Linked DNA regions of Homo sapiens: regions 2 and 3 are each linked to region 1. Evidence: chromatin contacts called from ENCODE Hi-C or POLR2A ChIA-PET data. All regions are on one chromosome and are shown on one strand. Each heading gives the region's core, a stretch centred on a gene start or an enhancer-like site at or near the end of the contact. The rest is flanking DNA. Distances are from core to core; before and after follow the strand shown.

Region 1 (3,887 bases), core at 432-2,931:
ACAGGAGGTCCCGGCTGGAGCAGGAAAACACTTTTTAGTTTTTTTCAGTTGTCACTGCAGAAGCACATGATGTCCTAAAGCTCAGCTGTGCTGCTTTGCGTGTGTCTAGATGGCTGCTGTGCGGCCTGCATAAACCAAAGAGCATGTCATGCTCAACCACAGACAAACATCTGTTCCACTCCCATGTCTTCATTTTACAGATAGGGAAGACAAGGGCCAGAGAGGGGAAATGCCTCCATTAGGGTAATTCAGAGGGTCTCCTAACCCCCAGAGTACCTGTTCTTCCCGCTCCCACCTCCACCTAATTCAGGCATCCCCAATCCTTCCAAACTATGTGGCCACTGCAGTAGCAGCACGCATCATAGCAGATGTTCAAGGAATCTCTGATACTTGTGTGATTGCGCAGCCTTCACCACCACACCCTGGAGCTTTGAGGACCTTAGTATTCACCACAGATGAACCGGAGACTCCTCAGCCCCCAGGTGCAGCAGGATTCCAGCTGGTCCAGAAGAAACAAGTGCAGCTGCATAAGTAAGAGCCCAGCCTGGCCCTCAATCAGAATAACAGCCCCTGAGGTTTGTTTCAATTTGTGGGGGGGGCGGGGGGGGTTACACCTTTCATCCTTTCACTCAGTACATATGTATGGAGCACCTACTGTTAGCCAGGCCCTGCTCCAAGAGCTGAGAATGCCTCAGAGATGACGATAGACAGGCAGTCCCTACCCTCAAGAAACTGGCATGGGGGAGACTAGGGAGCAAAACAACCAGCAACTGGAACAACTACGTCCTCAGGAAAGGGACAGCTAACCAGCAGGAGGGAGCTTGAAGGAAGCCTTCTCTCCAAGATACTTTGCTCATGTCCTTTCTCCTTTGCTTTCTGCACGCAGAAAATGTTTTCCCAATTTCACTGATGGAAAAACAAGGATGGTGAAGCAGTTAGTGACAGAACCAGGGCTGGAACCCGCCACTCCTGACTCCAAACTCCTGGCGCCTTCTACACGGGGCCTCGAGAAAAGCGGGACAGGTAAGTGCAAAGACCCAAACCCAGCGCAGCGCCCAAGCAGGTGCTCAGGCCCGGGCGCTGAACCCTGACGCTGGGCCTGGAGAGCCAGGAGGTGGCAGTCTGCCCGAGGAGGAGGCTTCCCGAGAAGGCAAGGGCAGCGGACCCGGAGAGAAGCCAGTCTCCGAGTGGGGCTGGGGTTCGCCCACCCAAGCTCCGCCTCCCCCAGGCCCAAAATTCTGTGCACTAGGAGGCTCGAACTTAAGAGCTGACAGCAGGAGAAAAAGGAGGGGGTGAGGGCAAGAAATACAAAAGTGATGAAAAGGGAGAAATGGGGAGGAGAGACCGGACATAAAGAAGAACGTTGGGAGCCCGGGGAAAGGGGCCGCACTAGAGGTAGGTCGCGAATCCGAAGAGCTCCGCTCTGCCAGAGCCCCACAAACAATCCCCCGGTGGCCCCACTCACCCCAGATGGCGGCGAGTCTGCGGAAAGTTCCTGGGTCAGGGATGGCTCGGTGCTTCTCAGGGTCCCCAGGACTGCACGGGATCTGGCAGCTGGAAGCGACCCCCAGGCCTGGAACCTCAGCCCTAGGCAGCTCCTGGAACGTGCCCCGGCTCCTCCGAGCCCCGGGAGGCGGGAGAGCGCAGGAGCGGCCAGGACGCGCTGCTGGCTCTGGAATGCGCGGCTGCTGGGGACCGCCCCCGGAACGCCCGGTCCCGGGGCCCCGGCAACTCCAGCTCAGCTCCTCCTCCAGCGTCCCCTGCGGGCTGCGTTCGGGGAGAAAGGAACCTGCGAGAGAAGGGAGAGACCAGGGCGTCTCGGGCTCCCCTTCCACGTTGCCACACACTCGCCGCGTAGCCGTGGACATGTCGCTTGGCTTCTGAGGGTCTCCCCTCTCTGGATTGTAAACCGAGAGGGTTGGCCTAAAATGTGTCCTCCACGACCTTTCCAGCTATAGAGTAGACATGGGAAAGAAAGCCTAGCAAGTAGGTTTGGACAGAGGAGCCGGGACTCAGATCCTGCTTTGCGATGTCCGAAGTGTAGGGTCCTTCGGAGGCTTTGCCACTCTGTTTCATTCTCTGTAAAGTGGGAAAGGTAACACCTGTCTCCCAGTCCTGTTGTGAGGATTGGTTTAGAGGACCAGTGTGAAGCTGGTTGGTTCTCTGCCATAACATGACTTGGAGCATCCTGTTTATTTTGTGATAACAATGAAATAGCCCAATCCAAGGTGATCAAGAGCCCATTAGAATCCAGCATCTGAGAGGCTTCCCACGCCACTGTGGGTGGCCCAGCTTCCACGCAGGACAATGCCAATTCTGTAATCTTCTGCCCCCTCTATGTCATCCATGGAGTGAGGGGGGACTCCCGTCCCATGTTGGCACCCACACTTTTTAATTCACAGTGGTTTTCTTTAATCTTACTCTTCTGAAAAAAAGGAGCACAAGCCTTGACTATCAGTGAGACCTTGAGCAGTCTTGGAGCCCAGTAGTGTTTTGGAGGGTTTGGAAAGAGCCATACTGCCTTCCCCAGGCCTAAATTTGATATGGTGTGGGCCCCGAACTTAGAACTTACTCCATGCTGTTTCCTCTGATTCAGGGATGAGGTCAGCAGAAATGACCTCTAAATCATCATTATCACACGCCAGTTTCTTAAGGGAAGGACAGTGAGGATGAAGGGGATTCACATGAGAAATGATTTGAGAAAAACCCTAAGGGCTGTCACCCAACAACATGTTTTATTCAAAAGAGATAGTGTGGGAACCTAAAAACAAGGACAACCCAATTCTGAATAGTTTAATACAAAGCTCTCATTTAATAGTAAAAAAAGATTGAAGGAGGACAATCTTTTTTTTTTTTTTTTTTTTTTTTGAGACGGAGTCTCGCTCTGTCGCCCAGGCTGGAGTGCAGTGGCATGATCTCGGCTCACTGCAACAGGAGGACAATCTTAATATGACATTTTCCCTGGTTAGTGAAGGGGATGAGAGTTCCTTTGGGTGGACAACTGGTAACTCCATGTGCCCTGCTGTGAACATTGGCTTCCCTCTGGGACAAGGCAGAAGCTCAGGCCTGGAGCCAGCTGAGTCCTAGTCTCCCTTTCCATTTAGCAATTTATTAGTATCTCTTTAATATCGACTTGCCCTGGGACCCTAAAAGCAAGCCAGAAATAAAGTATGAATCCCCACAGGAGCATACCATGTTAAGTCTGCTGCCTAGGCTAGACTGATTTTGCAAAGAGAGCACTGAAGGGAAGAATAATGGATGCTGTGTTGGGATGCAGGAGTGGGGGAAATAGTCAATTTCAGCAACAAGCTTTTGTTACAGCAAAAGCCAGAAAACAGCTCACAACTTCCTTGGTCCTCTATTACAACCACTCCAAAGAGAAAACCATCAGGACCTGAAAGAAATAAGTAATACTCTCTTAGAGAGCCCCTGATACTTTGGGGAACTTGTACAGAAGAAGTTGTAGTCTAATGACATTGGCTGCCATCAAAAGACGGCCTTGGCCAGGGGCAGTGGCTCATGCCTGTAATCCCAGTACTTTGGGAGGCCGAGGCGGGCAGATCACCTGAGGTCAGGAGTTCGAAACCAGCCTGGCCAACATGGTGAAACCCTGTATCTACTAAAAACACAAAAATTAGCCAGGCGTGGTGGCGGGCGCCTGTAATCCCAGCTACTGGAGAGGCTGAGGCAGGAGAATCACTTGAATCCCAGAAGCGGAGGCTGCAGTGAGCCGAATTGCCCCACTGCACTCCAGCCTGGGCAATAGAGTGGGACTCTGTCTCCAAAAAACAAACAAACAAACAAACAAACAAACCACTGCCTAAAGAGGCCCCCATTAGGATGCAATCCATAGCAAATACCCTCTTTAAGAATCATATCTACACGAG
Region 2 (3,887 bases), core at 359-2,858, 290 kb before region 1:
TTCCCAGTTGTTGGTGAGTGTGGCATCGTGGTTCAAGGGCTTCTTATAGCTACATGTTCACTAGCTATGGTGTGTCCAGGCACCCTGCTTAACCACAGTTAAATGGTGATATGCAGGTCACTAGAGAATAAGTGGAGGCCAGAACCTAGCTTACTGAGCTGACGGAAGAGCCTAAAATCCCATTAAAGGAGAGAACAAATGGGGAAAGCCTTGGCCCTTAGATAAGCTGGGCACAGTTGTGGGGTTGCCTCAGCCTTTTATTAAGCACCTGCTGTGTGTCAAATGCTGAGCTAGTTACTGTATACTCTTATTATTTTGGAAATCTTATTATAAAACAAAGATGTGTTTCTTGTTAAATCAGATAATCAGGAAGTATTGCCTAAAGTAGAAAGTGAGAATTCCCTTCCAACTATACACATATTGTTTCATTTAATTTCTTTGATCTTCTATCAGGTAGGTTCTATTATTACTCCTGCTTTACAGATGAGGCACCTGAGGCTCAGGAAAGGTGAGTGGCTGCTCCAGGGTTTCACAGCCCACAGGGTGGACAGAGCTGAGGCTAGTGCAGGTGAGGCCCCCTCTCAGGCCTCGTGTTCGCAAGGTTGGCCTTGAGCACTTTCCCTGTGTGGACCTTTCTTCCTGCCTCCAAGGCAGCGATGTTTCCATGGTGCTGGCTCTCTCTCTTTCCTCAGCTTGCTGCTAGCTCCTGAGACTTGGGTCTTCTTGATCCTGAGGCCAGCTTTAGCCATCACCCGGTTTCTGTGTGGCCCATGCTCCTCCCCTTGCATGTGAGGGAATGAGCCCATGGTTCCATACACAGCAGAGTAGACACTAGAATAGACCTCTCTGACGTTCTGTTCTGTGCCGTCTTTCCTGGAGACCCCTTCCCTATACCCCCTCTGCCAGCCCACCTGCCAGCATCCCTGGCAGCCCTCACCTCTGCTGGGGAGGTAGATGTTGGCCTCGATGACCTTCCACCTCCCTGTACCAGAGATTTGCTTACACTTTTCCCTCTGGGCCAGGGAGGGCATCACCTGCTCCAGGGTTGCAGGGATAGCTGGCCCCAGGATGCAGCCAGTGACCAAAGGCATTAAATTGGGCTGATTAAGTCCCCAAGCTGGACTTCAGTTTCCTTATCCATCAGGCAGGTATCAGCCCTGCCTTCTTCCCAGGGCTGTTGTGATAATCAGATGGAAAAACAATGCTTGGGACACTATGAAGTATTTTGCAAATGTTAGTGGCTATGCAAGTGAATATCATTTGGGGGGTCTGGGACCACCCCCCTACCCAGCCACCAGAACACTGCTAATGGGAAGATAATCTGACAGACCAAAGCATTTCAGAGCAAAAGCTAGAATGTAAATTTAATTCTGAATGTAGTCTTTATCATACCCCTCTCTTTCTGGGGTAAGGCTGAGAGTTGAGCCCTGGGGACTACTGCCTCCCTGCCACCCACAAGTGCTTGCCTGCTAGTGGGTGGCTCCTTCGGTTTCAGCAGCATCACTTCCATCTTCACGGTCTGTGGTTGTTGCCTGACCTGCCGTCTGTCTGGGCCCCTTTCTGCCCCCAAACTGGGCCTTTCTGGTTCCAGCGGGCAGCCCCAGGGCCCCTCTGGGGCAGGCTGTGGAGGCCCCGCTGGCTGAGGTCTTGTTTTGGAAGAAAGTCTGCGCTGGCTGCTTCTATACCACCAGCTGTTTCTGGTTTGGGCAAGCGGGGCTGGAGTCCCACTGCTGGTGGAGCACCTGCTGATTTGTAGTTTGTGGAACCAGGCCAGGTGGAAAGAGACTCTGAGAAGATGTGGTGGGGGCCTGTGGTGTGCCATGGGATTGCTGGGCAGGAAGGGAAATGGAGGATGGGCTGTGGGCAGCCTGGAGGGAGAGCAGGGATCTTCTGGTCCCAGCTCCATCCTGACTCCTTTGTGACCTTGGCCTTCCCTGCTCAGGGCCTTGCCTTGCTGCACTGCCTGTGCCGTGAGTGAGAATCAGATGAGCTCATGCCCGAGGACTCCTGGGCTCTGAACTCCAGATACTGCCACATGGAGGGGAGTGGTCAGTGCTTCCTTTTCCCCTTTGAAAACATCCTCGTGGTTTGTGGACAGCAGAGGGGAGTGCATGCCATCGTCATGTTCGAATGCAGCCCCTCATCCATTGAGTGTTTCTGGGTGCATCTCTCTCCCACCTGATAATGCAGGATTCGCCTCATTGCCCTTGGAGAGTCCCCTCCAGCTCTGTCATCCTGAGAATGAGTCCTCTCTCTGGGAGAAGTTATAAAAACCTCATTGATCAGAGGGAGAGTTCCCGTCTGCCCAGTGGTCATCCAGGGACTGCCGCTGACCATCTGGGCATGAGGTCAGCAGAACTTGGAAATTCCCTGTTTCCCTCTTTGTCTTTCTTTCCTCCAGAAGTCCAGGCCCTCCAGGGGTGGCTCCTCTGATCTCCAGAGAGGGTTTTCCCACAATAGGATATTTCTCCTGCGTCTCCTCTGCCCACTGCCTTTCTTTCTCCCCAAGCTCTGCCCCCTGAGGCTAAAGTAGGGGAGCATAGCTCTGTCTGCCCACTTTTTGTTTCCCATGAACCCCTTTCCCGTTGACTCCCCAGCGCCAAGAGAAACTGAGTGTTGCGTGTTTTGGAGGACGTGGGGTGGGTTTCAGTTCCCACATCCTGCATCCTGCTTTGTCCCTTCGCCTTACATCTGGGCCTCTCTGAGGGAGCATGGCTGGCCCAGCCTGGATTCTAGAAGTGTCTGGGCGTCCAAGTGCGTCTGGTCAGTGGGTCAGGGTTAGGCTTTCTCTGGGATGTTGGACATGGCCTTGCAGGAGGCGGGGTCGGGGTCAAGGGCTTGTTCCCTTCAGTCTGACTTCTCTGAATTCAAGGTTTACCGAGGCCCTACTCTGGGCCACTCTGAAGATACCCTGGCACACAGGATGGACTTGCTCCCTGTCCTCATGCAGCCTCTAATCTACAGGACAAGGCAGACATTGAGTAAGAAATTCCCCATGCCTTCATGTGGTGTTGACTGTGAGTTCCATTTAGGGTGAATGCATAATGGTGGACAAGAACCAGGACACTGCTGCCTTTGTCATGCAAGGTGGCTCCAGGCCCCTTGTAGCCCTCTGTTTCACTGTTCTTGAACTCCAAGCAGCTCTCAAGGAAGGCCCACCCTCCTGTGCTCCCGACAGGAATACAAAGATGTGCAAAGTACGCTCCTGCCTCAGGAAGTTCCCAGCCAGATGGGCAATGCCCGCACCAGTCAGACACATGCTGTACCAGGTGGCAAGCCTCGTGAGGACAGAGGCAAGCAGAGGGGAAGGACCCCCAATGTCTGCCAACATTTTTGAGTACTTTACTATGTGCCAGTTCCAGTGCTAAGTGCAGCCCCCACACTGTTTCTTAGTTCGGTGGAAACATCTGCACTTTGTGCTATGCTGTAGAACACTGACCTTTCAGGTTAAAAACAAGTCACCCCTAAGCCGGGTGATGACTTGTGATGGGAGTGTGGGTAGCTGTCCTTTGCCTCGCAGGCTCAGCAGGGCGTGGGTGCCTCCCACACGGTGTATTCATCTTGTATCTGTCAGTCTTTGGGAGAAGGGGTCCTTCTCATCAGAACTTTGTTTTTCTTTCTGGCCCATTCCATCCTATGGACGCTCTTGGACAAGTCCTTATTGGTTCTTATGCTGCAGGGCAAGGGAAACTGCCCAGAGGTGACCTGATAGCATGGTGCTGCCCTACAAAGAGATTTGAACTCCCTGTCTGCCCCTCTGGCTCTGTGTCCTGGCTGTGTGAGTATGGTGGGGGTCAGAGTCACAGCAGGCAGGGCTGACTTTGCATCTTGGCTCTTATTGCGGCCGGGTCATCGTGGCTGAGTTACTTAACCGCCCTGAGCCTCAG
Region 3 (3,887 bases), core at 416-2,915, 260 kb before region 1:
GCAGGTGGCCGGGCACGATGGCTCACAATCCTAGCAACTGGGGAGGCCGAGACGGGTGGATTACCTGAGGTCAGGAGTTCAAGATCAGCGTGGCCAACATGATGAAATCCCATCTCTACTAAAAATACAAAACTTAGCCAGGTGTGGCAGCAGGCACCTGTAATTCCAGCTACTCAGGTAGCTGAGGCAGGAGAATTGCTTGAACCTGGGAGGCGGAGGTTGCAGTGAGTCAAGATTGCACCATCGCACTCCAGCCTGGGGAACAAGAGTGAAACTCTTGCTAAAAAAAAAAAAAAAAAAGATCCAAGCAGGCCTGCTGTATGGCACTTGGTGGGGTGGGATGCTGCCAAGTGTTCAGCATAGTGATGGTGATTTGTTGGGGAGGGGCTACAACATGAGACAGAGCTTCATTTATCCATTCATCCCGGCATTTGTCTTCAGAGCCTGTCTCAGGCATTGTGCTTTGGCATAGAGTCCACAGGAACAGCTCAACCCTGCCCTCGCTGGGAAAGAGGTGCCAGACAACTAATTACAGAAGCAAATAAAGTAAAAGTGTGTTAAGTGTTGCAGAGAAGGCCGGGTTGGGTGGCTTGTGCCTATGATCCTGGCACTTTGGGATGCCGAGGTGGGAGGATTGCTTGAGGCCAGGAGTTTGAGACCAACCTCAGTGACATAGCCACACCTTGTCTCTACAAAAATTAAAAAATTCACTGGGTGTGGCAGTGTGCACCTGTAGACCTAGCTACTCAGGCTAATGTGGGAGGATTGCTTGAGCCCAGGAGTTGGAAGCTTCAGTGAGCTGTGATTGTGCCACTGCACTCCAGACTGGACAACAGAGTGAAACCCTGTTTCTCTAAAAGAAAAATGTATGGCCAGGCATGGTGGCTCATGCCTGTAAACACAGCATTTTGGGAGGCCAAGGTGGGCGGATCACTTGAGATCAGGAGCTTGAGACCAGCCTGGCCAACATGGTGAAACCCCGTCTCTAATAAAAATACAAATATTAACTGGGAGTGGTGGCGCATGTCTGTAGTCCCAGCTACTCGGTAGACTGAGGCACGAGAATCGCTTGAACCCGGGAGGCGGAGGTTGCAGTGAGCTGAGATTGTGTCACTACACTCCAGCTTGGGCAACAGAATGAGACCCTGTCTCAAAAAAAAAAAAAAAAAGTACTACGAAGAAGAAGTTACAGAGATCAGAGAGTGGGCATAAGTGAGACCAGATTCTTTCTTGGGGGGAAACAACAGGTCCCCTGAAGTAGTAGTATCTGCCCAGTCATATGTATGAATGAGACCAGCCAAGGCCCATCAGGACCTTGGAGCAGCTTAAAGAGGAAAGGCCACTTGACTGCCAGACTCTTGGGAGATTTTATTTATGTCACCATGTTTTCCCCTTCATGGGAACTGGGCATGGTCTTTTGCCTAGCTTAAAAATGGACATTTTCAACCTGGATTGCCTTTCACAGTTCCTCCCGTCAGCATGGGACACCAGGGGCCTTATTTGAGCAGTCAGCCTACGTCTGTGACACCCCCTTACCTTGGAGGTGTGGTAGGGAGAACACTTCTGTCTTTCCTTATGAGTGCACAGTCATACCTGGTGACTCGCAGCCAGACATCCTGGCTCTTTGGCCCCTCTCCCTTGCTCACAGTGGTAGGTGAGACAAATCCCTGGAATGTGAGGGCTCTTCCCTGTCAGCTACAGGGAAGGTAGGACGTTTCATGACAAGGCGTGGCCCTGTAGATAAGGATGAATTTCGGTAAAGCCCATGCCCATCCGGGAGCCTCTTGATGGGGAGTCCAGAACAATTCCCAGGGAGGTCTGACCAAGCCTGCCCTCTGCAGTCCGTACTGACTAAAGGTCACACAGGGCTGGGTGAAAACTAACCCCTGCGACTGGTCTCTTAATCACATGCTGTGAATACACAGTTATGAAATGTCCACATGCTACAAAGTGAAAGTTTCCCTGGACTACCTCCCACTGCCATGATCCCAGGCCCTCCCTAGAGGGAACCACTGTTACCATTTTGGTGCATCTGTTTCCAGACCTTTCTCGCATATATGTACACATAGGAATATATAGTTTATTTGGGGATGTGCCTGGTCTTTCCACTGCACTGTGCTGCCATCCCCTAGTTTCAACACCTCCTTTGACATGGAAGGAGAGAGAGCAAGGGAATAGGAAACCTGGGTTCTAGCCCCAGCTCACTGTGTGGCCTTGGGTACGTCACTTCCCCTCTCTGGACATTTGTTTCCCATCGTATTACAGGGCTGGGGCTTGATGCTGTCTAAAGGCCATCCCAGTCTTGGCTGGCTGTGGCGAAGCCCTGCTGGTTCCGTAGAGGGTATGGAACCGCCTCCTGGAAGCCTTCCCTCAGCTGTGGTGATCTTTCTTTTAGCCCCACAGTATTTTGTTTCTTTCTGGAGGAGCACTCTCTGCCTTATGTCACAGTTCTCTCTGGGCGTGTCATCTCTCCTCTAGGCTCCAAGGCTGTATGAGCTGCAGTGTCTGTTAGGGATTATCCGTAGTTTATCGCTTTCTGTGGATCACGGAAGACCCCCATGTGAATCTGGTCAGAACTATGGCTTTTCTTTCTAGCAGATTACACACAACAAAATTTCGCATTCAGTTTTGGGGCTCACAGGCCTCCTGAGGTCTCTGTGTGACTCACGTTAGGAACCCCGTACCTGTGACAGGTAGGTAAGCTTAGACAAGAGAGGGCTGTGGCAGTGCCAGGGGTCTCAGCTGCTTAGTGGATGAACTGGTGTCGGAATCCAGGGTCTTTTACTCAACTGAGCTACTGCTTTTTCTTTTTTTAATTATTATTTTAAATTGACACATAATAATTGAGGGCAGGACCGGATGGACATTACTGTACCGACCCCAGGTGCTTTGCATGTGAGCATTGTGAAGTGATGGCCAGGGGAGAACGTAAGGGCTGGGCCAGGCAGGACAGAGAATCCGAGGCCTCCTGGAGAGGCCATCCTAGCCAGCTTACCAACCTTGTATTCCCTGCAGACCGACAAGGAGCAGCTGACAGCAGAGGCCAAGGAGCTGCGCCAAAAGGTCAAGTACCTGCAGGATCAGCTGAGCCCACTCACCCGACAGCGTGAGTACCAGGAAAAGGAGATCCAGCGGCTCAACAAGGTGGGTGCCTTGGCCCGGGTCCCTTGGCTGGGCTCCCTTGAGTCCAGCTGCAATGCCCACCCCATCACTGGCACCCCCAACCATTCAGCTTAGGAAGGGTAACCCCCAGTCAGTGAGCTGGCATCCTGTTTCCCGCCTGCTCTGCCATTGCCTCCCACACTGGGAGTGACTCAGCCCTTGAATTAGCCTGTGTCACCCTTCCCTCTGGAGGTGCACTCTTCCCCTTGTGCCTCACCTGCCCACCCTGCTTGTCAGGGTTTGTTTTACCCTCACTTGCTCAGCAAAGCCTTCCCAGAATCTCATTCAGGTTGCCCTGGTCTATGCTCCTGAGGTACCAGCAACTTCTCTGACACTCCTTCTCATGGCTCGTCATCACTTATTTAATTCTGTCTTCCCATCTGGTGGTGGGAGGTGCATACTTTCACCAAGGTGTATACCCTGGGCGCCTTGTACAGCGCCTGGCATCAAGCACATGTTCAGCAAACACTGATGGGAGTGGAGGAGCACGGGCTGAGGGGCCCGCCCTTGTGCAGTGGGATCCAGGGAGATGGGGCCCCCAGGGTAGAGGCTGAGGAAACCAGAAACCCTCTGGTCTGAGCCAAGCGGAGTGGTCTAGTCCCAGCTTAGCCTCTCCAGCCTCTCCAGTTCAGTTTTGCCATCCGAGCCCTGGTGGGAACGGCTCTAGTTCTGCCTGCTTTCCAGCACATTTCAAAGATGCAAGCTGACAGGAGGGAGCTTTGAAA

The links. Hi-C counts contacts between places; a loop is a spot of excess contacts on that map. ChIA-PET counts read pairs that join two places held with the same protein, here RNA polymerase II (POLR2A). Pooled maps may share reads with other maps.
Region 2: a loop to region 1 is called in a pooled map, with 2.7 times the contacts of the local background. The contact joins the enhancer-like site here to the promoter of SMIM3 in region 1. A Hi-C loop is called at or near these places in 4 of 37 single-sample maps with no recorded cell type and 4 of 50 pooled maps. POLR2A ChIA-PET finds 5 or more read pairs at or near these places in 3 of 52 experiments (GM10248, activated CD4-positive, alpha-beta T cell and activated T-cell).
Region 3: a loop to region 1 is called in a map of head of caudate nucleus, with 2.6 times the contacts of the local background. The contact joins the enhancer-like site here to the promoter of SMIM3 in region 1. A Hi-C loop is called at or near these places in 2 of 168 maps with a recorded cell type or tissue (head of caudate nucleus and heart left ventricle) and 3 of 50 pooled maps. POLR2A ChIA-PET finds 5 or more read pairs at or near these places in 2 of 52 experiments (activated CD4-positive, alpha-beta T cell and naive thymus-derived CD8-positive, alpha-beta T cell).

What each region holds. Positions count from the first base shown.
Region 1 is chr5:150,776,551-150,780,437 of GRCh38, reverse strand. SMIM3 (small integral membrane protein 3) reads right to left here and starts at 1,681. Exons shown (of 2, transcript NM_032947.5): 1 at 1,466-1,681. It overlaps LOC124901110, which reads left to right and starts at 37. Exons shown (of 2, transcript XM_047417995.1): 1 at 37-531; 2 at 887-3,887. The coding sequence starts at 1,317. The coding sequence ends at 1,958. RefSeq lists an enhancer at 298-1,159 and a silencer at 1,597-1,786.
Region 2 is chr5:151,066,717-151,070,603 of GRCh38, reverse strand. All of the region lies in intron 1 of TNIP1 (TNFAIP3 interacting protein 1), which reads left to right. Among named protein-coding and RNA genes, the nearest start is that of TNIP1, 12 kb to the left of the region's middle. RefSeq lists enhancers at 2,726-3,468, 3,469-3,887. Within about 2 kb of position 1,608, at least 10 of the 41 ENCODE cell types and tissues checked have a DNase peak (open chromatin) inside an H3K27ac peak, as active enhancers do.
Region 3 is chr5:151,038,354-151,042,240 of GRCh38, reverse strand. It overlaps TNIP1 (TNFAIP3 interacting protein 1), which reads left to right. Exons shown (of 18, transcript NM_006058.5): 12 at 3,016-3,144. Among named protein-coding and RNA genes, the nearest start is that of GPX3, 20 kb to the right of the region's middle. Within about 2 kb of position 1,665, at least 13 of the 41 ENCODE cell types and tissues checked have a DNase peak (open chromatin) inside an H3K27ac peak, as active enhancers do.